3 separate regions of the Mus musculus genome follow, and regions 2 and 3 are each linked to region 1. Evidence: chromatin loops called from intact Hi-C (ENCODE). Cell type or tissue: left cerebral cortex. All regions are shown on one strand. Region 1 holds the start of Pbx2 (pre B cell leukemia homeobox 2). Region 2 holds the start of Nfkbil1 (nuclear factor of kappa light polypeptide gene enhancer in B cells inhibitor like 1). Region 3 holds the start of Slc39a7 (solute carrier family 39 (zinc transporter), member 7).

The links. A loop is a pair of places that touch in the nucleus more often than their neighbours do. Peaks named below come from ENCODE experiments on the same cell type or tissue, not always from the same donor. Only the 100,000 strongest peaks of a DNase experiment are listed, where the experiment ranks them.
Region 2: a loop joins it to region 1, with 6 times the contacts of the local background. A loop is called at or near these places in 4 of 42 quality-filtered maps.
Region 3: it touches region 1 in a loop (4-fold over the local background); 6 of 42 quality-filtered maps call a loop at or near these places.

Annotation. Positions count from the first base shown.
Region 1 is chr17:34,589,968-34,597,967 of GRCm38, forward strand. Gpsm3 (G-protein signalling modulator 3 (AGS3-like, C. elegans)) reads left to right here. Exons shown (of 4, transcript NM_134116.5): 1 at 1-293; 2 at 494-596; 3 at 775-974; 4 at 1,203-1,787. The coding sequence starts at 255. The coding sequence ends at 1,340. It overlaps Pbx2 (pre B cell leukemia homeobox 2), which reads left to right and starts at 2,292. Exons shown (of 9, transcript NM_017463.3): 1 at 2,292-2,807; 2 at 3,605-3,678; 3 at 3,900-4,147; 4 at 4,271-4,461; 5 at 4,615-4,750; 6 at 4,834-4,987; 7 at 5,298-5,386; 8 at 5,661-5,747; 9 at 5,857-7,433. The coding sequence starts at 2,587. The coding sequence ends at 5,949. It overlaps Ager (advanced glycosylation end product-specific receptor), which reads left to right and starts at 7,883. Exons shown (of 11, transcript NM_007425.3): 1 at 7,883-7,978. The coding sequence starts at 7,927. In left cerebral cortex, a CTCF peak has its summit at 4,027; DNase peaks (open chromatin) are centred at 1,480, 2,214, 2,901, 3,122 and 2 more places; H3K4me3 peaks cover 3,332 bases; H3K27ac peaks cover 3,183 bases.
Region 2 is chr17:35,231,808-35,239,807 of GRCm38, forward strand. Nfkbil1 (nuclear factor of kappa light polypeptide gene enhancer in B cells inhibitor like 1) reads right to left here and starts at 3,979. Exons shown (of 4, transcript NM_010909.5): 1 at 3,843-3,979; 2 at 3,145-3,424. The coding sequence starts at 3,899. It overlaps Atp6v1g2 (ATPase, H+ transporting, lysosomal V1 subunit G2), which reads left to right and starts at 4,789. Exons shown (of 3, transcript NM_023179.3): 1 at 4,789-5,038; 2 at 5,310-5,410; 3 at 5,818-6,960. The coding sequence starts at 4,957. The coding sequence ends at 5,991. In left cerebral cortex, CTCF peaks have their summits at 418 (motif pointing left), 3,144 and 4,737 (motif pointing left); DNase peaks (open chromatin) are centred at 398, 1,499, 3,268, 4,071 and 2 more places; H3K4me3 peaks cover 3,206 bases; H3K27ac peaks cover 4,518 bases.
Region 3 is chr17:34,029,721-34,037,720 of GRCm38, forward strand. It overlaps Slc39a7 (solute carrier family 39 (zinc transporter), member 7), which reads right to left and starts at 1,970. Exons shown (of 7, transcript NM_008202.2): 1 at 1,104-1,970; 2 at 846-1,014; 3 at 648-701; 4 at 370-534; 5 at 126-263. The coding sequence starts at 1,538. Rxrb (retinoid X receptor beta) reads left to right here and starts at 2,092. Exons shown (of 10, transcript NM_011306.4): 1 at 2,092-2,503; 2 at 3,107-3,324; 3 at 3,835-3,991; 4 at 4,302-4,481; 5 at 5,934-6,106; 6 at 6,605-6,734; 7 at 6,905-7,037; 8 at 7,153-7,244; 9 at 7,447-7,552; 10 at 7,664-8,000. The coding sequence starts at 2,278. The coding sequence ends at 7,811. In left cerebral cortex, CTCF peaks have their summits at 1,524, 1,758 and 4,611 (motif pointing right); DNase peaks (open chromatin) are centred at 1,364, 2,002, 2,292, 2,623 and 3 more places; H3K4me3 peaks cover 2,881 bases; H3K27ac peaks cover 2,467 bases.

The DNA.
Region 1 (8,000 bases):
TCCTCCCCTGGGGCAAGAGAGGTCAAACAAGCTGTTTGGGTGGGAAAAAGAGGATGGAGGAAGTTGACAGAGTTGGGCGGGGCCCATGGGGGGGCTGACCAGGAACCCGGCTTCCTGCTCAGTACCCTGGCATCCAGCCCCCAGCTCACCCCCACCCCGTCCAGCCCCCATTCCCCTCAGGAACCCAAGGTTCCGGGTCCTCCTCCCAAATTCCAGCTACTCTTCCCCATCAGTGTCTCTCCCCAAGTCCAGGGATGGAGGCTGAAAGACCCCAGGAAGAAGATGGTGAACAGGTGAGCTGCTGGGGTGCCGGGTTGGGGAACCAACCCAGGGAGAAGGGACATGTGGGACCTAGTGACGGGTGGACACAGGAGACTTGGGAAAGCTTGGGCACACCAAGACAGGAACAAAAACACAGGGGAAATGGGTCACTGGCCTAGCCCTCCACCCACACACACCTCTGACTGGAATGAACAACATGTCTTGGTATCAGAGTCTCCCGCAGGATGATCAGGGATGGCCCCCTGTGAATGCCACCGCTCGGCCTTGGAGATCTGCTCCTCCCTCCCCTCCTCCTCCTGGAACCCGACACACAGGTACCCCACCAACCCTGGAAGATCTTGACCCTATCACCCAGGCTACCCCAGTGTAGGTCCACTAACCATCACACCTGTTGGTCCCTAGCTCGTCCACCAGCTCACCTGTCCCCACCGCTTGCTACTCCCATTCTGCCATAGCCTCTGGGTCTGAATCCTCCTCCTTCCTCTCCCATAGCCCTAGGGCCCCGTTCTGGCTCCCTGCTCTCCCTGCAGACTGAGCTCCTTCTGGACCTAGTGGCCGAAGCCCAGTCCCGCCGCCTAGAGGAACAGAGGGCCACCTTCCACACCCCCGAGGCCCCACCAAACCTAGCCCCAGCCCCACCCCGGCTTCTTGAAGACAAAGAACAGCTCTACAGCACCATCCTTAGTCACCAGGTAAGGCACATCCCACCCCACATGCATCCATGGAGACAAGACCCAGGTCTCCTAGCTGGCCTTCTGCCTGAGCCCTAACTTCTTTGTCCCTAAGCATATGTCCTTTGGTAAGCCTCTAGTCTCCCCATCCCCATCACAGATTTCCTATCTGCCCCACACCAACCCTGGCCTCTCTTACCCAAAACCATTATGGGCTACCAATGCCCTTTTCTCCCTCCACGTTTCTAGTGCCAGCGGATTGAAGCCCAACGGTCTGACCCGCCCCTTCCCCCCGGGGGGCAGGAGCTTCTGGAGTTGCTGCTGAGAGTTCAGGGTGGAGGTCGAATGGAGGAGCAGAGATCCCGGCCTCCTACACACACCTGCTGAGACCGGAGCTCCTCACCAGTCCCTTCTCTCTGGGACTCAAAGCTGGGACACTCCCCGAAGGTCTTCAACCCTGTTTGGCAGGGGTAACCAGAGATGGAAGACCCGGCTAAAATTGCTGTATTTACCACCCACTTTCCCTGGGGACTGGACTTGGGACAAGTACTCTAACCATGAAGATAAGCAAGGTAGGGTGGACACAACTCCCGAGGACAGTTAAAGAGTCTCTATCCTGAGCTGTCAAGCTACTAAACAGGGTGTGAGGGCTGCGGCCTGCCCCTGCCTAGTGAGAAAAAAAGGGAAGAGTAAGACAATTGTCCAGCACTAGCAGTCTCAGGCCCCAAGGCAGAGGGGCCCAGAGGCGGTGAAGCGACTCTTACCCCGCCCCCACCCTGCTGCTGAGTCTGTCTGATGTTTTGGTTGTATGAATAAACATAATTCCCCTCTGGACTGAAGACTGGTATCTGGGGGTGTGTGTGGGGGGGTGCAAGGTGGGTAGGTGAGGCCTGGGGCAGCCGCTCTCAGCGATCTGGCCAGAGGCCAGCTCCCCTCCCTGGCTGGTTAATTACTGGCTCATTAAGCAGCGGCTGGAGACCTCCCTAATCATCTCCCCCAGCCCCCAGTCTCCCGGTTTTAATTAAGTCGAACAAGGAGGGGAGTCATTAGAACAAGAAATATGAACCGAGCTGTCGGAGAACATTCCAGAGGCCGGAGTCCGCACCACCCGACCATGGCCTCGGAACCCAGGTGGCCGAGACACCCACCCCAGCGCCCTTTCGGCCAGCGCCGAGGCCAACCCAGTCTCTCCCCGGCCGCCCGGCCGCTCCCCGCCTCCACCCGCCGCCGCCGCCGCCGCCTGGCCTGCGTCTCCCCGCCCCCGGCTCCTCCCCGTTCCTCCTCTCCTCCCCTCCTCTTCCTCCCGCTCCCCTCCCCCAGCCGCCTCCCTCGTTCCCCCTTCTCCCTCCTCCCTCCTCTCGCACACACACCCCCGCTTGGGCCTCCTCTCTCTCTCTCTCTCTCTCCGGCTCCATTTTCTCCGCCGCCGGGGGCCGGGGTCTCCTGTGGGGGTGCCCAGGCGGCACCCCGGGTCTCCCCTTCAGTGCCGGGGTGAACCCCCGAGGGGAGCCGGGAGGCGGGTTGCCGGGCGGGGTTGGGGCGGAGGGAGCAGCGGCCCCAGCGAGTTTGGGGGGGAAGTCACCCGGCGGGGGGAGGGGCGAGCAGGGAGGGGGCCTCAGGCCCCCCCCCAGCTATGGACGAGCGGCTGCTGGGGCCGCCTCCTCCGGGCGGGGGCCGTGGGGGTCTGGGGCTGGTAGGTGCGGAGCCCGGGGGCCCTGGCGAGCCTCCCGGTGGCGGAGACCCCGGTGGGGGAAGTGGGGGGGTCCCGGGAGGCCGAGGGAAGCAAGACATCGGGGACATTCTGCAACAGATAATGACCATCACGGACCAGAGCCTGGACGAGGCCCAGGCCAAGTGAGTGCCCCCACCCCGGGACCCCGCTCACAGCTCTGAGTCCTCTGCAAGCCCCCCTCCCCCAGGGCCCTCTCTGGATCTTGCAACTCTTTTCTTTCCTTAGTTCTAGTGTTCTCTCAAAGCTTGCTTTGCCCCTAGGCCCTAAAGCCTCCTCCACAGAGCGAACCCCAGGTGGTCTCACTCCCTCCTAACCTTTTGCTGACCCCTACAGTCAACTCTGGCCCATCTCTTGGCTCCCAGACTTAGAAACTGTTCTCAGCCAAAGCTGTCTTCCCTAACTATCCGGCTAGCCCACCCCATTCTCCGCGTACGGATCCAGGATCTCCACACATTCCCTTCCACGGAGGTCGGGGCCTCCAAGAGTCCTCAACAGCCTTCCCCCTGCTCAGCCCACACATTCTGTACTGAACTCCCAGGTAGCAGGGCACCCCCCCCCCCACCTTTCTCAGGCCCCCTACCGCCTCACACTGACAGCCTCCGGTTCTCTACTCCACAACCTACCTAGTCACCTTTATTTCTTCAGTCATCTCTAGATCCTTGCTCCATCTTTTTGCTTGAACCATCCCTCTTAGCCTCAGCCCGCCCATAGTGACTTTAGCCCCACTGCCTGCATCTTCTGCTTCCTGTGACCCTGCCGCTTCCCGAAGCTATGGCAGCTGATCTCAACTATCCCTCGGACTCCACTCTACCCCGATTCCCACTTAACCCCCTCGCAGATTATGCCCCCACCTTGCACCCTGGCACCCCTCTCGTCTTTCTCCTGCCTGAACCCTTTCTCTCCTCCCGTTCCTCCTAAGGAAACATGCCCTAAACTGTCACCGAATGAAACCTGCCCTGTTTAGTGTCCTGTGTGAAATCAAGGAGAAAACTGGTACGTAGGTGCCCCTCTGATGCTCACTTCTGGGAGCAAGACTCTGCCTTAGGGCTTAGAGTTTGACAACTTGAAGCCTTGAGGAAATTGAGAGCCACGGAGGTTGCATGAAAGGAAGTGGGGAAGGGAAGCCCTGGAGCCCTGGGACCGAGGATGGAGCTTTGACCGGGGATGGGGGTGGGGGGTGAGGGGTTCCTTAAGTCTGTTTGCCTGCCTGCTAGGCCTTAGCATTCGGAGCTCCCAAGAGGAGGAGCCCGTGGACCCACAGCTGATGCGCCTGGACAACATGCTTCTGGCAGAAGGTGTGGCTGGACCCGAGAAAGGGGGCGGCTCCGCAGCAGCTGCTGCAGCTGCCGCAGCCTCCGGTGGTGGCGTATCCCCGGACAACTCCATCGAACACTCAGACTATCGCAGCAAGCTTGCCCAGATCCGCCACATCTACCACTCAGAGCTGGAGAAGTATGAGCAGGTGAGGAGAGGCAAGCGAGCCGGTGAGGTGGACCAGAGAGTAAAAAGGACCCCCCCCCCCCGACCTCTGACTCTAGAAGCCCCAAGCCACAGGGCCTCCTCAACGGCCTCCTTGCTCCCATAGGCATGCAATGAGTTCACAACTCACGTCATGAACCTGCTGAGGGAGCAGAGCCGCACTCGCCCGGTCGCCCCCAAGGAGATGGAGCGCATGGTTAGCATCATCCATCGAAAGTTCAGCGCCATTCAGATGCAGCTGAAGCAAAGCACCTGTGAGGCCGTCATGATCCTGCGTTCTCGCTTCCTGGATGCCAGGTCGGGCTCAGGAACCCTGTCCCGTCCCGTTCCCCCTCCCCCCCCCCCCCCCCGGAACCACTCCAAGACCCCTGGGCTGCCCCATTATCCAGAAGGGTGCTATGATGATATGATGATGCTGGAGTTTCTGACATGCTCGGTGCTTCTCTGCAGACGGAAACGCCGGAACTTCAGCAAACAGGCCACTGAGGTCCTGAATGAGTATTTCTACTCCCACCTGAGCAACCCTTACCCTAGTGAGGAGGCCAAAGAGGAGCTTGCCAAGAAGTGTGGCATCACCGTCTCTCAGGTACTCCGGGGGTTCTCAGATGTTACTAAGAGAGGGGTCCCCAAGACAAGGTTCCACTTGACCCTCTCTGCCCGACACTGCAGGTTTCCAACTGGTTCGGTAACAAGCGAATTCGCTACAAGAAGAATATTGGGAAGTTCCAAGAGGAGGCGAACATCTATGCTGTGAAGACAGCCGTGTCAGTTGCCCAGGGGGGCCACAGCCGCACCAGCTCTCCAACGCCCCCTTCCTCTGCAGGTGGAGCCCACCGCCACGCTGGCTGGCTGACTTGAGTGTTTCTTGCCTTTGCTTCCACTTGTGTCTGTGCAGGATGATAGCAAGGAGGACTTTGGGGTGGGGTGGGGGAAGACCAGGCTAAGATGGGGTGGCAATGTCAAGGGGTAGCCTGTTGTGAGGGAGGGCCTGCTGTTCTGTGGATAATCTTCATATACTCCGAGTCTAGTCCCAGAGAGTGAGCTTTCTGGAAGCTCAGGGTTGGGTTTCCCTCCTGTCCCCCATCAGAGGGCCCTGTGCTTTTTCTGATTCTCTCTCTCTCTGCCCTCGAAAGGCTCTGGCGGCTCTTTCAATCTCTCAGGATCCGGAGACATGTTTCTGGGGATGCCCGGGCTCAATGGCGATTCCTACCCTGCTTCCCAGGTCAGAAGGCCCAGCTCCTCTCTTCTCTTTCATTGCTGCGTGCATGATGGGGAGGGCGGGCGGGTATATGTGCGACTGCACACGTCAGCGTCACAGGGCAGCTCTGCGGTAGTTCTCCCATCTTTAGGTGGGTTCTGGGGATCGAGCTCAGATCAGGAGGCGTTACCTGACAGACTCCTTTCTCTGCTGAGCTGTGCGTGCCCTGCCCCACCCCCAAACACACAAGAACCCTCTGAGGCATCCCGTGTGTCATGCCTTTCTTTGTAACCTGCAGGTGGAATCACTCCGACACTCGATGGGGCCGGGGAGCTACGGGGATAACATTGGGGGAGGTCAGATATACAGTCCTCGAGAAATTCGGGTGAGTGGGTCAAAGGGCCTTGCTGCCTCCAGCTTTGGGTTCTCACCGGGGTGGGAGTGTGACCCCCACACTGGGATTTCCCATTCTGACTCTCATTCTCTTTTACCAGGCCAATGGTGGCTGGCAGGAGGCTGTGACCCCGTCCTCGGTGACATCCCCGACAGAGGGACCAGGAAGTGTTCACTCTGACACCTCCAACTGACCTTGCCCCTCAAGGTCGCGGGGCTAGGGGCTTCCACCAGGCAACTCTTAAGGACTCTGGGCATCTAGAGGACAAACCCCACAGAAGCACAAAACAGAGGGCGATTGGGGTTGTGCCCTCCCCGACCAGACGCTTGGTGCTGGGGTGCTGACAACATGGCAGGGAGAGTGGGGTGTCCCCATTTCTTCTTTCTTTTTTTCGTCTCACCTCTCACCAAAACCAGATACCTATTTCTCAGATGTCTCTCTTAAATCTACAACCTAACACCAGTTGTGTTTGTCTTGGACTCCTCCTACTTCTGTTCCCCACCCCACTTATATACTCTGGAATCTGGAGATGTCAGCCCTGCCCGACCCAGAGATGCCAAAAATGGGGACTCTTGGACAGAGGCCCTGGGCCAACACCCCCTCCCCCATGCACCCCCACCTCCTGCCCCTCCAGACGGCTTTATTACCTCATACGCAGCTCATCTTAAACCAATAGAACCGCTCGGTGGACAAGAGTGTCTGACTCGGATATCTACCTCGGAGGGAGTTTCTGCTACTTTAGAAAACTGTTGACTAGGCTTTGGAGTTGGACTTTTTGTTTTGTTTGTTTGTTTTTTAAGAAAAGAAACCCTGAATCTGTATTTCTTTTTAATTGTTTCTGTTGGTAGTGGTGATCCTTAAGTTTTAATATAGTTTGAAGAAGTAGGGTTTTGGGTGTGTGTGGGGTGTGTGTGTGTGTCTTAAATAAACATGCTGATTTATTTTTGTTTACCCACTTGAGAAGTAAGAGCCAAAGGGGCCTAGTAAGAGACAAGACAGATCTGGTGGTGGCTACTTGACCCAGCCCCCCAGTGGGGAATCGGATTTTGTAGGACACCAGGTCCTCAGCCTGGACACGTGGGTTTCTTAGCCTGCGCAGGCAGATCTCTGCTGTATTTCCTATGGAGCATGAAGCCCTGTAGCCTCCTGCCTCCCCCACCTCCCCAGTAACCTTTGGGCAAGACTAGACTGAACTCAGTGATTTTGAAAAAGTCAAAAGGCTTTTGTTTTGTTTTTTAAACTATTTGCAGAGTGGAAAAGATTGATCGGGGAGGGGAGTTCTTGCCAAATACGCTAAATATGGGCTGGGTGCTTCTATATGTGTCTCCCCCAGTTTCCCAGAAGTACATGTTTCTGTTCAGTTCTTAATCTCATGCCAAAATCAAGGGGGTGGGGAGAAGAGGGCGGTCACAGAAAGCCAGGTATGAGGGAAGGCTAAAAAAGTCTCAGCCCTGAACCCTTCTATCTGACCCCCTCAGACATCCTCAGGATCTTCAAGACTGTCACCATGGGGAACCCCTCCCATCAAAGGCCCAGGCTGGACTGAGGGAGTGAAGAGGGTGGTGGGAGGCAGGGGCCAGGGGCAGTTTCTCTCCTCACTTGTAAACATAGATTCACAGAAAAAAAAAAAAAAGAAAGAAGTGGCAGTTTTAAATAAAGATATTTCTTTTTCCCCTGGGTTTAGTTGAGATTTTTTTTTTTCAAAAGAAAAGAAAACAAAAAAACCAAAAAAAAAAAAAAAAACCAACCAAAACTCCCCTAAAAGAATTAATTCTTACAAAGCTCCAACAGGTTTGGGGCCAGCCCTCAGTACAAAGATGTACCCAGAGTGACAACAGAGCAGACTGAACCATGTTGCCTAACAACTTGCCCACTAGCAAACCCCTGGCACTCATGATGGAACTCGGTGGGTTGAAGGAAGTGAGGCCTTTATTGGTGTAGAGCCCTACCCCAGGGAGAGGTAGTGCCCAGAGGCTGCCAGTGTCCTCAGGTCGGGTGAGATTGCTTCTAGTACCTGAAGGACTCTTGTCCCAGAAGCACAGATTCCTGGCATTCTCTGACAGAACGAGATGGGAGATGGGGGCAGGGTAGAGGGTGCAAGCCCCACCTAGGGCAGTGGCCACAGCGGGAAGAGGGGCAGACAGAACCTGGAGCCTGGGAAGGAAGCACCATGCCAGCGGGGACAGCAGCTAGAGCCTGGGTGCTGGTTCTTGCTCTATGGGGTGAGACACTCCCAGCCCCAAC
Region 2 (8,000 bases), 640 kb after region 1:
TCCCTCCCCCCAAAAACGGAGAGAACTATATTGCCTGCCAGTGTCCACTCATGCTTGCTCTTTGCAGAGTGGCCACTGTTTGACGCATGCTTTACTGATGGGTCCCTCTGACAGCTGAAACTGATCTTCCATGACATTCACACACACACACACACACACACACACACACACACACAAAGCCTAAAATGTGAGCCTCTTCTGGCCCCCTACTGTGTGTGGTACCCCCCGCTCCCCAGTCATTTCAGTGTCCTAGGGCAGCCCTCTGACCTAACAGGAGAGTGGAGGGGAGACTCCTGCAGGTTCAATCGCTCAATCTGCTCAATGGATCAATCTCATTCAACTATCTTCAAAGCAGCGGGCAGCCGCTGAATGAGATGAAGTTGGGATTAGAGCGCCACCTCGTGGCAGAACTGGCAGGTGCCGGGAAAACGGTCTGAAAGACCAGGGGTTGGGAGAAGTGTGGAGGGATGGTTTCCTCTTTGGACCATTGCAACCTCTCAACTGTGACATGCAGACAAGTTCCCGAAACTCCCCAGGGAGGCCTCACTTTCGCCACGGTGTGTTAAATGTTTCACATGTTTCTCAGAATTCTATACGACAGTGGCGGTGCCTATTCCACCATTAGGAGATCCTCAGCCAAGTTAACTGAACCGCGGAACTTATCATTACGTAGCAAAGCTGCAGCCAGTCCGTGGCTCATGTGTTATTACAACCTCCGTTTCGGAGGCGAACAAGCTCCCGAGGTAAGGGTGCAGGCCTCAGGATCCGTAAGCGGCAACCCTAGGCACCACACTGCTACCACCCAGGAGCTGCCTCTTAAACTGTAGCCGGCTGCTGAACTCTATCTAGGTACACATCTCCTGAAAGCATACCTAAGAATACTTTAAGTGCTATAACAACCTTGGGTGAACTGAACGGCTATAAGCTCTTAGAGTAAACTGGTCTCTGGTCCAGCCATAAATTCCTGTACAGTGTGACTCTGAGCTGAAGGTTAACTGCCTGACCATCTAACCGCTACCTCTCTGCTTCTGTAAGCAAAGCTTGCTTGCTGCAGCTGTCCAGAGCTGCCTTTCTGTATACGCCACAATTGCATTTTTTTTGCTCTTAAAACCTCAAACTGGAAGTGAGGCTGCTTCCGGCTTGCTACTCTGCTTGGAACAGCCCTACTGGTGGTATATAAAGATTCCACAGGACGTATTCAGGAGTCTGGGGACTTCTTCTCTTCAGGTATCCCATAATAAACTCAGCCAGGCAGCTGCAGCCTTCCTCTCTTTAAGCTTAAAGAAAATCAACTACGCAGGCCCATCTTATTTGTGTTAGAGGATTTTGGGTTTGGTTTTGGTTTTGATCAAGGAGAGGCCAAGCTGGAGATGAGTGAGTGAGCAGGGTTGTTGATCTGTGGGCAGAAGGCCGTCCGTCTCTTAACAGACGGGCCTCTCCTCCAGTTCTAGTCTGGAAGCTGCTCTCCAGGGAATTGCTTCTGCTGTCACTGCAAAGGCAACACCTACGCTGTTTCCAGAACTGTGGGATTTGGCAAAACTGATCTAGAAGTATGCCATCTGGGGCTAGGTCAAGAGGCTGGGGGAGCAGGGGCAGGAGAGTGCAGGGTTCTGGTAGGAAACCCCTGAGTGTTAACCTCAGCGGGATAAAACTAGTCACACCATAGCCGCCATGTAGGTTAGGTGAGATCTGCTTGATGGCTTTTTTTTCCTTCACTTTTTGAGACTCTTAGGCCCTGCCCAGACTGGCCTTGAGGTGTTCCCGAGGGCTGGGATTACAGGAGTGTGTTGTGAACTTCCTGTCTTTCTAGGCGGGGAGGCTGTTTCTGGGCTGGCTATCTGCCAGTAAGTAACACAAATGAACTAGAAAGAGGCTGTCTGCACTGTGGAGCCACTACCGATGCTGACTGGAGATGTTTTGTTGACGTCTCTCTACCGTGGCTCCGGCTAGCTTGGATGTAGAGCAGACTGGCCTTGAGTTTGCAGAGCCCGGACTGCCTCCGCCTCCAGACCGCACCACCAGCTTAAGTAGGATTTTTGTTACAGAATTTTGGTGAGAATGAAGAAAACTGGTCTGGCGCCTGGTATGTGTCAAGGGACATGAGTCCATCCCTAACACACAGCAGCAGATCTCCGGCATAACACCAAGTAAAAGTTTCAAGTCCTCTGGCCGGCCCAGCTGATCATGTGACAAAGCATGGATACTTTGTAAGGTGTTTGTGGCATTATTACAAGGTTGCCATTGTTTTGATTATGCAAGGAGAGAAGCAAAATTAAGGGGGTGGGGGTGGGGTGAGTGGAGCTGGGATCTGACCTGAGCAGTCAACTGCAAGGTAAAAAACCATCAAAGAAACAAAGTAGTCACTGAGCTGAAAGCTAGGAAATGTAAAGAAAGAGTTGCGAGCTATGCGGCTGGGTGTGGGAGACACATGCCTACAACCTCAGCACTTGGGATGCAGAGGCCAGCCTGAGAGACTCGGTAAGACCCTGACTCAAAAACAAAAACAATCGGGCTGGTGAGATGGCTCAGTGGGTAAGAGCACTGACTGCCCTTCTGAAGGTCCTGAGTTCAAATCCCAGCAACCACATGGTGGCTCACAACCATCTGTCGTGAGATCTGACGCCCACTTCTGGCACGTCTGAAGTCAGCTACAGTGTACTTATTTATAATAATAAATATGGGCAGGAGAGAGTGCGGTTGCCCTAAAATTCAATTCCGAACAACCAGATGAAGACTCACAACTATCCGTACTGCTACAGTGTGTACTCATATACATAAAATAAATAAATCTTCAAACAAACAAACAATCACACCATGCTAGCACACACCCCTTAGTTGATTGGGCGATGTTAGGATAAGCTTTTCTGTTACTAGAGAGATATGGCCACATCCCAACCAGGGATCTTCAACAGTTCCCAAGGACCAAAGAACTAACTTATTTCCCAACTATTTTGTTGTATGATACAGGGTCTCTCTGTAGTCTTGGAGCTCACTGTGTAGGCTACATACTTAGAGAGATTCTCCTGCCTCTGCTTGCCCAGAGTCAAAAGACCTGCGCCACCACACCAGGCCTTTATTTCCCACGCATTCTTTCAGTTCAGATCTGGCCAGCTTCTCAAGACCAGTTCCCACGGACCCACTCACCATCAGGGCCCTGGCGGGCAGCAGCGTGCAGCGCCGTGTCGCCATGGCGGTCCTGGTGGGCAGGGTCAGCGCCGAGACGCAGCAGCAGGCACAGGGCAGGGGCATCGTGGCGGGCGCAGGCCCTGTGGAGAGGCGGGGGCTGCCCAGCGTCCACATCAAGCCCGGGATGTCGCTGGAGGAGAGCCTGGGCTCGCACCAGCCGTCCTGCAGACAAGTACCGCCGGAAGCGTCGCTCTCGGCGGTGCCGGCGGGAAGCGGAGGCCATGGAACAACTCTGGGGCTGAGGAAGAAGTGGGAAATGGCAGCGGTGAGGTCCCAGCTCCGCTCTTCCCCGTTTCTCCCTTTACCTCCTATTTCCTCCCCCTTGCATCTCCAGCAAGAGATAAGGCCTATTCTAAACTCTCATCCCTTAGCAGATGGCAAGTTTGGGGCGGAGGGTGGGGATGGGGTTGGAGTTGGGGGCTGGTGGGGAGGGGGGAATCACAGAGTTAATTTTTGATGTAATTTTTGAGAAAATGATACATAGTTGTTTTAAGGTTCCAGAGCCCAAGAAAAAAGTTAATTCTGAACTTTGGAGGGAAACAACAACAACAACAACAAAAATCAAGTAAGGCCAGATGGGGGCAATTTTCATTAGCCACAAATCTGGAGAAAAGTCACAAATTCAAAGAGCGATCTAGAAATGGAATATAATGTACCCGACAGACAGACGTAGAGGCTTCTTCCTCTGGGGCCTGGGGGGAGGGGTTACTCATCAGACCTGCTCCCCGCCCCCCCAAGGACCCTCAGAGACGGAGGCCGGAGGCCTGGGCTTAAGACGCTCGGAGAAGGGAGGTGGGGAGGGAGGAGGCGCGCCAGGATGCAGGAAATGGCGCAAGCACACGCGCAAGTTTCGGGCGGAAATGAACTGTGTGTTCCATCCCGGAAATCGTACCGAACGCTCGGACTGGGTGACTTGTGATTAGGTCTCCGGAGGGGAAATAAGACAATTTGCGACATAGGGTCCTCCTGCAAGCGGAAGATGAGAGGCGAGCTTTCGAAGGGAGGCAGAGGCAGAGGCAGGCCTGGTCTATAGGGCGAGCTGCAGCGACAGCCAGGACTACAGAGAGAATCCCTGTCTCGAAACACACACACACAATCTCACACACACACACATAATCACACACACACCACACAACCACAATGAGGCCAAGTATATGGGTAGATCAAAAAAGAAAAACACATGGTTAGACACTAACAAGGCAAACGTAGGACAGAGCAGGGAGATGTGTGCAGACGTTCAGATTTGGGGGGAAAGTCTGAAGAGAAGATGGAGGCTGAAAAGAGGGGGTAAGGGCGGAGGGAGGCGTGGAGACACAGTTGGGAGTGTAAGTGAAACCCAGCGTACTGTGTCCAAGCGCATCCTTACCTTCCCACACCATTCTCATCGCCTTTGTGTCTCCTTCGAGACCACCAACCAAGATCTCCTCACACCCAAACACTCTGCCCTCCGCTTCCCCCAGACCCATCTCTGTGGACCCTGGTGACACGGAGAGGCCCTGCACCTGCTGCAGTAGTCAGCACAGGGCTGGTCTCTGCTGCCCTCGGGCGGCCGTTTCGGGTACTACCTCAGTGAGGTTCGAGAGGAGGACCAGTCATCAGTGTGAGGATGACAGACACCCACCCGGTGCAGGAGACTGAGTGAAAACGGGAGCGCTAAGACCCAGTGGGAGTGGAGGACCGCATCAAGGGCCCGGAGGAGTAGGCGCTGGAGGGTGGGAGCCGTCTGGTACCTCGGTCGCCTTCGGAACAGCATCCTCTCTAGTGATAAAAATGGCCAGTCAGACCCAGGGTATCCAGCAGCTCCTCCAGGCTGAGAAGCGGGCAGCGGAGAAGGTGGCCGATGCCAGGAAGAGTGAGCCCCCCTTTCCTCTCTTAGGAATATGGAAGGAGAATTTAGGAATAGGGGATAGCGGGCATTTGAGTCCTTAGGAAAAAAAAGCCCAAGGACAATGAGGACAGATGGGGGACTGAGGCTATTAGGGTAGAAGAAACGGGTGGGTTTTACAGTCTAGCATTTGGTTGGTTGACAGGAAACTGGATAACTTTCTAGAGGGCACTGATCCCACTAACGCACCTGGTTGTGTGTGTGTGTGTGTGTACACTCACTGTCCTTCTGCCTCTAGGGAAGGCCCGGCGACTGAAGCAGGCGAAGGAGGAGGCTCAAATGGAGGTGGAGCAATACCGCAGGGAGCGGGAACAGGAGTTTCAGAGCAAGCAGCAGGCGGTGAGTTGAGGGGGACAGGGATGGCCCCACCCAGGTGCAAATCGGTGGGTGCCTCTTGCCAGGTGTATACAGGTGACTAAGAAATTAGGGTGTCTGAGAGCTGAAGAGGCCCTGACAAGGACCACACATTGGTAAAGCTTTGACGGGATCTGTAAGGTCTGAGGGTTTTAAAGGGTACATGAGACTTGTGGGGCAGCCTTCACAGTCTGTATGGTGGGGACAGTTTTATGGTCAGTCTCAGAAGTAAGGATTGTGCCCACCTGCTTGGTATCTACATGTTTTTGTGGGGTGGGAATAGTTTCGAAAAGGCTTCCCAGGCCTTCCTCTGAACCTTTCCTCCTACATGCTGGGACCCTCCTTTCTCTGTGTCTGCTTTTTTCTTTCTCTCCTCCGCCCCCATCCCCCAGGCCATGGGCTCTCAGGGGAACCTGTCTGCTGAAGTGGAGCAGGCCACAAGACGGCAGGTTCAGGGCATGCAGAGTTCCCAGCAGAGGAATCGGGAGCGCGTCCTGGCTCAGCTTCTCGGCATGGTCTGTGAAGTCAGGCCCCAGGTCCACCCCAACTATCGGGTTACTGTCTAGAACCATCGCTCAGGGACACATCCCTAGAGTGACTCCTTCTGTCAGCTCCGTCCACAGAGAAATATCCCAACTCAAAACCACTTGTGTCGCATGCGCAGAGCCTTGGGTTCAATCCATAATATCATCCCCCCCACCCACCAAATCGCTTCACATAATAACCTGTTGCTGGAGGGGAGGCTTCTATGTGACAGGATCCAATATTCCCCCCTGAGACTTACAAGTAGCCTGTTCAAACCCGACAAACCCGAATCTCTCTGTTCCATGACACCCACTGGAAGTTTACTAATGAATGCCCACGTCATCCCCACCGGACCCCTCTGTGAAATATATGTCCTGGTGACAGTTATGAAAGCACCCTGACTTCAGAGCAGGGGAACCTCTGTTCCTCTCCCACCCCTGGTCCTTGCTGGTTACACAACTGGGACAACTATTTAACCTGGAAGCCTCAGTGTCCTCATCTTTGTGACTGGAATGACAGCAACAACGCTCACTTTGTAAGGTGGCTGCTGTGAATTATCTGTGAGAATTCAGCATAGTTCCAGATGACGGAGTGCCTGTATCATGACCGCACTCTGCGTGCCTGCCAGAATTCTAACCCCCTCTCCTGACTTTTTTATTCCTTGTGTTCCAGCTTTGTTCAGCCACTGTGACACTAGTAACCCTCTAAAGAATTTGTTTCTCTGGCTCTCCCTTGGCACATCATGCCCCCGAACAGTTAAATGATAATGTTATTTAGCCCCTCTGTCCGAGTCCCAAATATATATCAAATCTCTTAGCACCTCTCTGTTTCTCCTGAGCTGGTCTTTCTCATGGTTGGCCCCCCTCTTTCTCTGTTTTCCCAAATCTTGCTGCTTCCGGGAGCTGAAGATATCTATGACATTCACATGCATGCATTCCTTTGTGTGCCCTCAGCACCTTGCCTCCTTGTGTAACAGCGGAGTGTCAATAAAATACTGGTGGATGAGTCAATTGTTGGTGAAAGCAGCCTCCTTTTTGCCTTGCCGTTGCTCACTTTGGTTCGCTGTCCTCAGAGTTATGCATTTATATAGTTTCCAAAACACTGCAAAGGGCTGTCCTGGAAGCTTTATGGAGAAACAAAAGGACACAGTACTGTGTCCCCTCTTGAACAGAGAGTTGCATAGATAGTTGTAAGGGAAATGTTGGCAGAGCAGCACTCTGTCTCTTTCCTGGTTTTACACTGCTCATCAGCACCAGAGACAGAGACAGACAGACAGGCAGGCAGGCAGACAGACAGACAGACAGACAGACAGACACACACACACACACACACACACACACACACACACACACGAGAGAGAGAGAGAGAGAGAGAGAGAGAGAGAGAGACAGAGAGACAGAGACTTACTATCTTACTAAGTATCTCTGACTACCCTGGAATTTGCTAGGCCAGGCTAGCTTTGAACTCACAAGAGATCCACATGCCTCTGCCTCTTGAGTACTGGAATTAAAGACGTGCACCACCACGCCTGGCTTGACATTATGTTTGGGTATTGGCTCTCATTATGTATCTGATGATAAAGGTCGTTGTATCCCCAGAGCCTAGATAGCACTTGGCACACACTTGGCAGTTGAGGAATACTTTGGAATAAAAAGATGCTGGGGTGGGGAAGGAGGAAGTTGGGGTGGTGGTGGTAGGGGGTGAGGGGGTGGGACACTGCTGGTCTCTGACCCCCATTCCTTTATCAGTTCTCTTCACTGCTCATTTCACCCTGAACTTGAATCAATGAGGTAATTCATAGTCTTATATGACTTTTCTGTAGAGAGACATTAAAAAAAAAACTATAAGCCAGGTGTGGTGGCGCATGCCTTTAATCCCAGCACTTGGGAGGCAGAGGCAGGTGGATTTCTGAGTTCAAGGCCAGCCTGGTCTACAGAGTGAATTCCAGGACAGCCAGGGCTACACAGAGAAGCCCTGTCTCAGGAAAAAAAAAAAAAAATCTATGCCAAATAAGGCAGTCATGAAACACCAAAGATATCTCACCACCCAA
Region 3 (8,000 bases), 560 kb before region 1:
ACAAGACAAAAATGATTGAGGGTGTCCATCAAGCCGGTTCACATACAGCCCCCCCCTCGCCCCCATTTCCTAGACTCCCACCGTCACCCACACACCCACAGCCAACCCATCAGCTCATCCCTTACCTGAGCCTGCTTTTTCTTCTTCAGGGCTCTGAGGTTTCACCGGGCCATCTCTGGGCCCAGTGTTTCCTCCTCTCCTTTTCCGCAACCCGCCCACTTCCTTCTCTTCCTCTGTGCTGGGCTTTTCCTTTGAAGAACACTCTGAGGGAGAACAGGAGTTGATCAGAGTGGGGAACAGAGCTTTCGCATGTGTCCTGCTCCACAGGGTGACCCTGAGTGTGTTACAGAGCAGGCAACGCGGGCTCACCATGTCTATCTCCATGGGTGTGACTGTCTCCATGCGCATGCCTGTCTCCGTGTCCGTGACTGTGTCCATGTCCTCCTTTCACGTGTCTCACAAATTTCTCCACCACGAGGAAGGCGACAATCCCACTGAGAACCCACAGCCCCACAGAGAGAATGGGGCCCTGGCCTGGAACGGAGGCAGTAAAGCATGAAGGGAGACGCAGACTCAAGTGTAAGAGGCGAAGCATGGGAATGGAGAGGTTGCCCTTTCCCAGCACACCAGTCCCTGGTTTTTCTCACCACTGTGGGAGTGTCCATGTCCAGGCTGCTCTGGAGCGTGGTGAGAATGAGGTTCTGCGGGAAGTGGGAGAAAAGGCTTGATGAGGGAATGCCTGGCTCAGGGGATGTGTGTTTGAAGACAACCGGAAAATCTGGGATCATTAAAGAGAAAGAACAAAACCGCTTAAGCCTTTGAGGCGGAGCCCACAAGTTACTTACCCAAGGCATGCGGGATGAGGTGGAGGAACGCATCACCCAGGAGCCCCCCGGAAGCAAAACTGAGCAGGATCTGGAGCAGAGAGCGGTGCCTGGGAGAGTTAGATTCTACTGGGATGAGGAACAGCACGAAGAACGGAGCTGCGGAGATCAGCACTGTGGCCCCCAGTGCCTGGTGGAGAAGCACAATCAGAAGGCAAAGATGGAGCTTCCCACCGATTAAGAACCAGTCCCTCTTCCCCACATCCCCTGGCGACTCACGTAGGCCCAGAGGGTGACAGTGTCCAGGTGGTGTTTGATGCCTGGAGCCCCAGCCTCCCTAGAAGTCCCATGGCTATGTTCACGATGGGCATGTCCATGTCCTCCGTGGTGGAGGCTATCGTGGGAGTGGCCATGGCTATGGCCATGGTGTAATTCCTCACGTGAGTGTCCATGGTCGTGGCTGTGGGCATGCCCATGCCAGATGCTTTCATGAGTGTGGCCGTGGCCATGGTGGAAATCTTCATGCGAGTGCCCGTGGCTGTGGCCATGGTGGAAATCTTCATGTGAGTGCCCGTGACTGTGGCCATGGAAGTCCTCTTCCACATCTTTGTGCAGGTCACCATGACCCTCGTGTCCGGCCACCAGCAGCCCCAAAGCCGCCCAGGTCAGCAGTCCCACAGCCACCCAGTGGGGGGCCCGCAGGCCCATGGTCATCACGCTGACCGGAGGAACAAGAGACGACTCGACTTGACTCTCAATCTACCTATTCGGGATCCGCGTCCCTTGAAGCCCTTCCTCTATACTACTTGCTCCGCTCTTACATTGTCCCCAAGGCCGGTCCACCTCATCCCCAACACCCTTCCTGGATGCAGCCCCCCACCCCCGACACCGCTCTAGCCTTTGATCAGCAACTTTACGGTCTCTCTGGGCCCGCGTCTCTATGGCCCACTGGTTGGGGTAAAGGCCTGGAAAGCGCCGTAAGGGAGCAGCAGGGACCTCTCACCGGCTCCGGGATCCTCTCGGTTCTCGGTTTGCTGGGACGTGGCACTCACGCCTCGAGCTCCCGCGAGATCCGGAAGCTCCCTTTCTTGCCTGCGCCCCGATACCTTTACCAACATGGCGGCGCCCCGAGGGCGGCGCGGCCACGGCGTCAGGACGCATGCGCAGAGCTGGGGGGTTATCCGAGGGGACGGCGGGCTGGCGGGCACCGCCTCCTCCGTTTCCACCTCGGCGAAGGGGCGGGAGCTCAAGGCGAGACTTCCCGTCTGTACAAAGATGGCGGCCGCGCCGGTGCTGTCATCTCAGTGCCGAGCCGAGCGCGGCTCTTGAGTCGCGCTGCCACAGGCCGCGGCCTGCTCGCCTCCGCGGCTTCGTCGCGGCCCCCGAGTCCCCCGCTGTCCCCCCTGCGCGTCCCTGGCGCCTCTCCGGCTTCCCCGCCCTCGGCCCGGGCGTCATGTCTTGGGCCACTCGTCCGCCCTTCCTCCCGCCGCGGCATGCCGCGGGGCAGTGTGGGCCGGTGGGGGTGAGAAAAGAGATGCATTGTGGGGTCGCGTCCCGGTGGCGGCGGCGGCGGCCCTGGCTGGATCCCGCGGCGGCGGCGGCGGCGGCCGGAGAGCAGCAAGCCCTGGAGCCGGAGCCGGGGGAGGCTGGCCGGGACGGGATGGGCGACAGCGGGCGGGGTGAGTGTCCCGTGGGCCCGGGCCGGCGCCCCTCGCGCCCCCTCCCCGCGCTCCCGCCCCCTTGTTTGTAAACACGCGCCCTCGACGTCCCGAGGCCCAGCGCCCTCCCCCGGGGCGGGGCGCGGCGGGGGAGCTTCCGCCCTTCAGGTTCGGGCCCGCGGCGGGGCCTGCGTGCGCGGTCTCGGGCGTGGGAAGGACACCGTTCCCCGTGGGCTGGAGGACTCTGGGCATTCGAAGGCTGAGCTTACGCTCTGGGACCGGGTATTTCTGCCATACTCTTTGCCCCGAATGTTCTAAGTTGGGGTTGGACGAGGGGTTCGCTGCTACACCTCCACGTGCTGCTTCACAGCCCCCCCTCCCGAGGTCAGCTTGGGATGACCCAGTAGCCCCGCCTGACCTGCCTCCCTTTTTGTCAACCGCCTCCTCTCACGACTATTAGAAGTGAAATTGTTGTTTGGCCACTTGGTATTTCTGAACTCCAGGGTTGCGGGCTGTGGTGGGTCAGGGAGAATTAAAGTGTCCATTTGGATGATCAAAAGGCTCACTTTCTCTTCTTGTCTCTCCTGTCCGTGTGTGTCTGCCTTGTACGTACCCACTTCTCAGATTCCCGAAGCCCAGACAGCTCCTCCCCAAATCCCCTTTCTCAGGGGATCCGTCCGTCTTCTCCTCCTGGCCCACCTCTTACCCCTTCAGCACCTCCACCTCCAATGCCACCCCCGCCACTGGGCTCCCCCTTCCCAGTCATCAGTTCTTCCATGGGGTCCCCTGGTCTGCCCCCTCCGGCTCCCCCAGGATTCTCCGGGCCTGTCAGCAGCCCTCAGGTGAGAGAGAGGTTGTGGCCTGCTTATTGCCACTGTGCCTTCAGTTCCTTGTTCTCAACTTCTCACCCCCACTCCCCATCTTTGGGTGAACTTCCCCAAAACCCGTTGATCTTTCTAGTTCTCTAATCATAGCAAGCCTGTGGTCTCGGACCCCTTGCTCTTCCTGAAGGGGGTGGTCTGTGGGGGTGCATGCTTCATCAGCTCTGTTTTGAAAACAAACCCTAAGCCTGCAGGGAATATTTTTGATGTCCTGTTCAGCTCACGGTGGCTTTGCTGCCCTTTTCGCTTCAATATGCCTGCCCTTCTAAGACCTGTGCCCTTCAGGGCCACTGTAGCACAATTACAGAAGGGTGGACATCACTCTTGGTGTCACGTGCAAGGAAGGCCCTTTACGTTAGACAGTAGTGTCCCCAGTACCTTCTGGAATAGTACAGGGCTTGCTCACAAGCAGGAAGTGGTTTGCCTGACATATGAGAGTCTCCTGTGACTTCCCTGTCTCCCCCATCCCAGATCAACTCCACAGTGTCGCTCCCTGGGGGTGGGTCTGGCCCCCCTGAAGATGTGAAGCCACCGGTCTTAGGGGTCCGGGGCCTGCACTGTCCACCCCCTCCAGGTGGTCCTGGGGCTGGCAAACGGCTCTGTGCAATCTGCGGGGACCGAAGCTCAGGTATGGGGCTCAGCACAGCCGTAGAAGAAAAAAGCACGTCGGGGCTGTTTACCACTGCCTATGGGGCTCCCAAGGGTTCTTGAGGCTGGTCAGAGCAAGGAGGCCTATGGGACCTTTAGATTCATATCAGATGTGGAGAGGGGTAGGAGTGGGGGTGCTACATGGTTTCTGGTCACCGAAGACTGAGTCACCTTTTTGGATGAAACACAGGAAGGATTTAGACTATGTTCCCTCTCTGGGCAGATTGGTAAGAGACTCCCTAAGAAGGAGGTCTCCACAAAACTGTCTTAACTGCCAACCTTTCTCGTAGGCAAGCACTATGGGGTTTACAGCTGCGAGGGCTGCAAGGGTTTCTTCAAGCGCACCATTCGGAAGGACCTGACCTACTCGTGTCGTGATAACAAAGACTGTACAGTGGACAAGCGCCAGCGGAATCGCTGTCAGTACTGTCGCTATCAGAAGTGCCTGGCCACTGGCATGAAAAGGGAGGGTAAGGGCCTGCCCCGGCCAGGCCTCAGTCACAGGCCCTTCTCCAACCCTGTGGGAGAGCCCTGAGGAGGAACAGGGGAGACTGCTGAGGGCCCCATGGCCTCCATATCTTGGGACTTTGCTCACTTTCTCCTCCAGGGGGCGCAGTTGGGTTTCTCTTTCCTGTCCTCCACAGCTTGGTACCTCTCAGTGTCTCTGTCTCTGTCTCTGTCTTCATGGTTGCATCTCAGGGTTCATCCACCTCCCAGCAGAGTTTGGCCCTAGGGCGAGGTGACCTCTTTCCTCATGGGTCTTTGTTTCCTCTCCTCCACTGCACACAGCCCTTCCCTCTTTTGATGCCATGTTCTTTCCCTAGTCTCCCAGTCTTTCCTTGGACCTGGTTAAACTACAGAATCACTGAAGAGGTCGGGACTTGGTGTCTCTCCTTCTGTCTCTAAGCAAAGCTGACTCCTGGAATTCTAAGAGATATTTTAGAGCTCATTTTGGTCCAATTCCTGCTTTAAAAAAGATGAAAGTCAGCCCTCCCGGGGTTACCCCAGCAGAGTGATAGGACCAGCATCAGAACACACACCGTCCAGACCAGACCAGGCTCTTTCTGCTGCTGCTCTTTAGTTAGCAGAGCTTAGAGTTTGCCATCAGGAGTGTCTGCAGTCAATGTATAGCCCTGGCTATCCTGGAACTCACTCTGTAGACCAGGCTGGCCTCGAACTCAGAAATCCGCCTGCCTCTGCCTCCCAAGTGCTGGGATTAAAGGCGTGCGCCACCACCACCCGGCTCATCGTTTTTTGTTTTTTGGTTTTTTTTAAAGGTTTATTTATTATATATGAGTACACCTTAGCTGTTTTTAGACACACCAGAAGAGGGCATCAGATCCCATTACAGATGGTTGTGAACCACCATGTGGTTGCTGGGATTTGAACTCCAGACCTCAGAAAGAGCAGTCAGTGCTAGAGCTTTATTATAGAAAGGCAGGGGGGAAGAGAGAAGGTAAAAGAGAGGCCGGCCATAGCCAAGAGGAGACAAAGGGGGAAAGGAGAGAGAGAGAGAGAGAGAGAGAGAGAGAGAGAGAGAGAGAGGAAAGGCTAGAGAGAATAAGAGGGGGAGAGTGAGAGGAGAGGAGAGTAAGAGCAAGAGAACAAAGGAGTGAGAGCAGTCAGTGCTCTTAACCACTGAGCATCTCTCCAGCCCTCATCCTTGATTCTTGTACCCTTCTCTTTTTATCTGCCTATTCGTTTACTTTTTGTGTGTTTATAATTTGTGGCGGTGGGGCCAGAGCTCAGGGTCTGGTGTGTGCTGGACAGATTTGCTTTTGGACTCTTCTACCCTTCTGATCCTAATTACCTCCCTGGTCGCTTTATCTCAAGGGACATTGGCCCTGAGAAGGCCCCAAATGAGTTTCAGACAACCCCATAGTTGGCTTCTAATTTTGCACTTCTCTTTCCCCACCCCACAGCGGTTCAGGAGGAGCGTCAACGGGGGAAGGACAAAGACGGGGATGGAGATGGGGCTGGGGGAGCCCCTGAGGAGATGCCTGTGGACAGGATCCTGGAGGCAGAGCTTGCTGTGGAGCAGAAGAGTGACCAAGGCGTTGAGGGTCCTGGGGCCACCGGGGGTGGTGGCAGCAGCGTGAGTGATGGGATTGATTCTTTCTCTCCTGGGGTGGGGGTTGGGAGAAGGAGTCGGGTATGTTCCATCTCCCCTCTTCCCTTCTTTCAGTCCCTCCTTACCTTGCACTGAACTAAAAGGCCTTTCAATAATCTGAGGTGAGCCAGGTGTAGCGATCCATGCCTATAATGTCAGCACTTGGGAAGGGAGAGACAAGTGGATCTCCATGAGTTCAAGGCCAGCCTGGTATACATAGCAGGTTTCAGGCCAGTCGTGACTACATAGTGAGACTCTCTCTTAGAAAGTCTCGTCTCTGACACGGGGTGAAAGCTCCCTCTTCTCTGCTCCCATTGGACAGTCCCAGACTGGTAGTGGTTTCTATGACTGCCCTGAGAGGAGCCTGGACCGCAGAGGTGGATTGGATCCCGACAGGGAATGAGGGTGTAGAAAGGAGTATAAAACACCTCTCACAAGGAAGGTGTCCCCCCCTTCCCATGCATCTCCCCCCTGTCTCTGCAGCCAAATGACCCAGTGACTAACATCTGCCAGGCAGCTGACAAACAGCTGTTCACACTCGTTGAGTGGGCAAAGAGGATCCCGCACTTCTCCTCCCTACCTCTGGACGATCAGGTCATACTGCTGCGGGCAGGTTAGTGATCTCTTTGAACCCTCTCTAGTCTCTTGACCTTCACTGACCCCAGCAGCGTTCTCGTGCATATTCAGGGAGCCCAGCTGGCTACCTTGCCTCTGTTTTCTTTGTACTTGGGTTCCCGTGGCCTGGTGTCCGGCTGCTGACCCTCGGTGCCTTCTGGCCCCCAGGCTGGAACGAGCTCCTCATTGCGTCCTTCTCCCATCGGTCCATTGATGTCCGAGATGGCATCCTCCTGGCCACGGGTCTTCATGTGCACAGAAACTCAGCCCATTCCGCAGGCGTGGGAGCCATCTTTGATCGGTCAGTGGCCCTTGGCCAGGCTGGCCTGTGGCTAGAAGGGGTGGAGCTATAGGCTGGTCCGTGTCCAAGGCTGGCTGAGCTGTGACCTTTGAGTGACCTGCAGGTCCCTCTCCAGGGTGCTGACAGAGCTAGTGTCCAAAATGCGTGACATGAGGATGGACAAGACAGAGCTTGGCTGCCTGCGGGCAATCATACTGTTTAATCCAGGTGAGAGGAGGCCACCCCGCCTCAGCCCAGAAATCTCAGCTGACCCTGAAAAGGCCACTGCACTAGTGCCTTCCCTTTTCACCCCACCCCACAAACCCAGCGGGCCTCATTTCCCTCACCCTGAGGGCCACACTGCATGTCTGTGTGTCCTGACTTGATTCACCTGCCGTCTTCCCTTGTTCTACCTCCTTCACCATCTCAGACGCCAAGGGCCTCTCCAACCCTGGAGAGGTGGAGATCCTTCGGGAGAAGGTGTACGCCTCACTGGAGACCTATTGCAAGCAGAAGTACCCTGAGCAGCAGGGCCGGTGAGGGCCTCGGGGCTGTGGACACCTCAAGGGGGAGGTGGGGGTTGTGAAGCTGGGGTATGTCCAGGGCCTGGGTGGTGCTGGCTCTCACTCCCTTCCTCCCCACCTCAGGTTTGCCAAGCTGCTGTTACGTCTTCCTGCCCTCCGCTCCATCGGCCTCAAGTGTCTGGAGCACCTGTTCTTCTTCAAGCTCATTGGCGACACCCCCATTGACACCTTCCTCATGGAGATGCTTGAGGCTCCCCACCAGCTAGCCTGAGCCCAGATGCACACCGAGTGTCACTGAGGAGGACTTGAGCCTGGGCAGGGGGCAGAGCCATGGGACAGGTGCAGAGCAGGAGGGGACTTGCCCAGCCTGCCAGGGATCTGGCAACACTTAGCAGGGTTCGTTTGGTCTCCAAGTCAGAGGGGACCCCAGATCCCTGTGAGGACTATATGTCTACCTTCA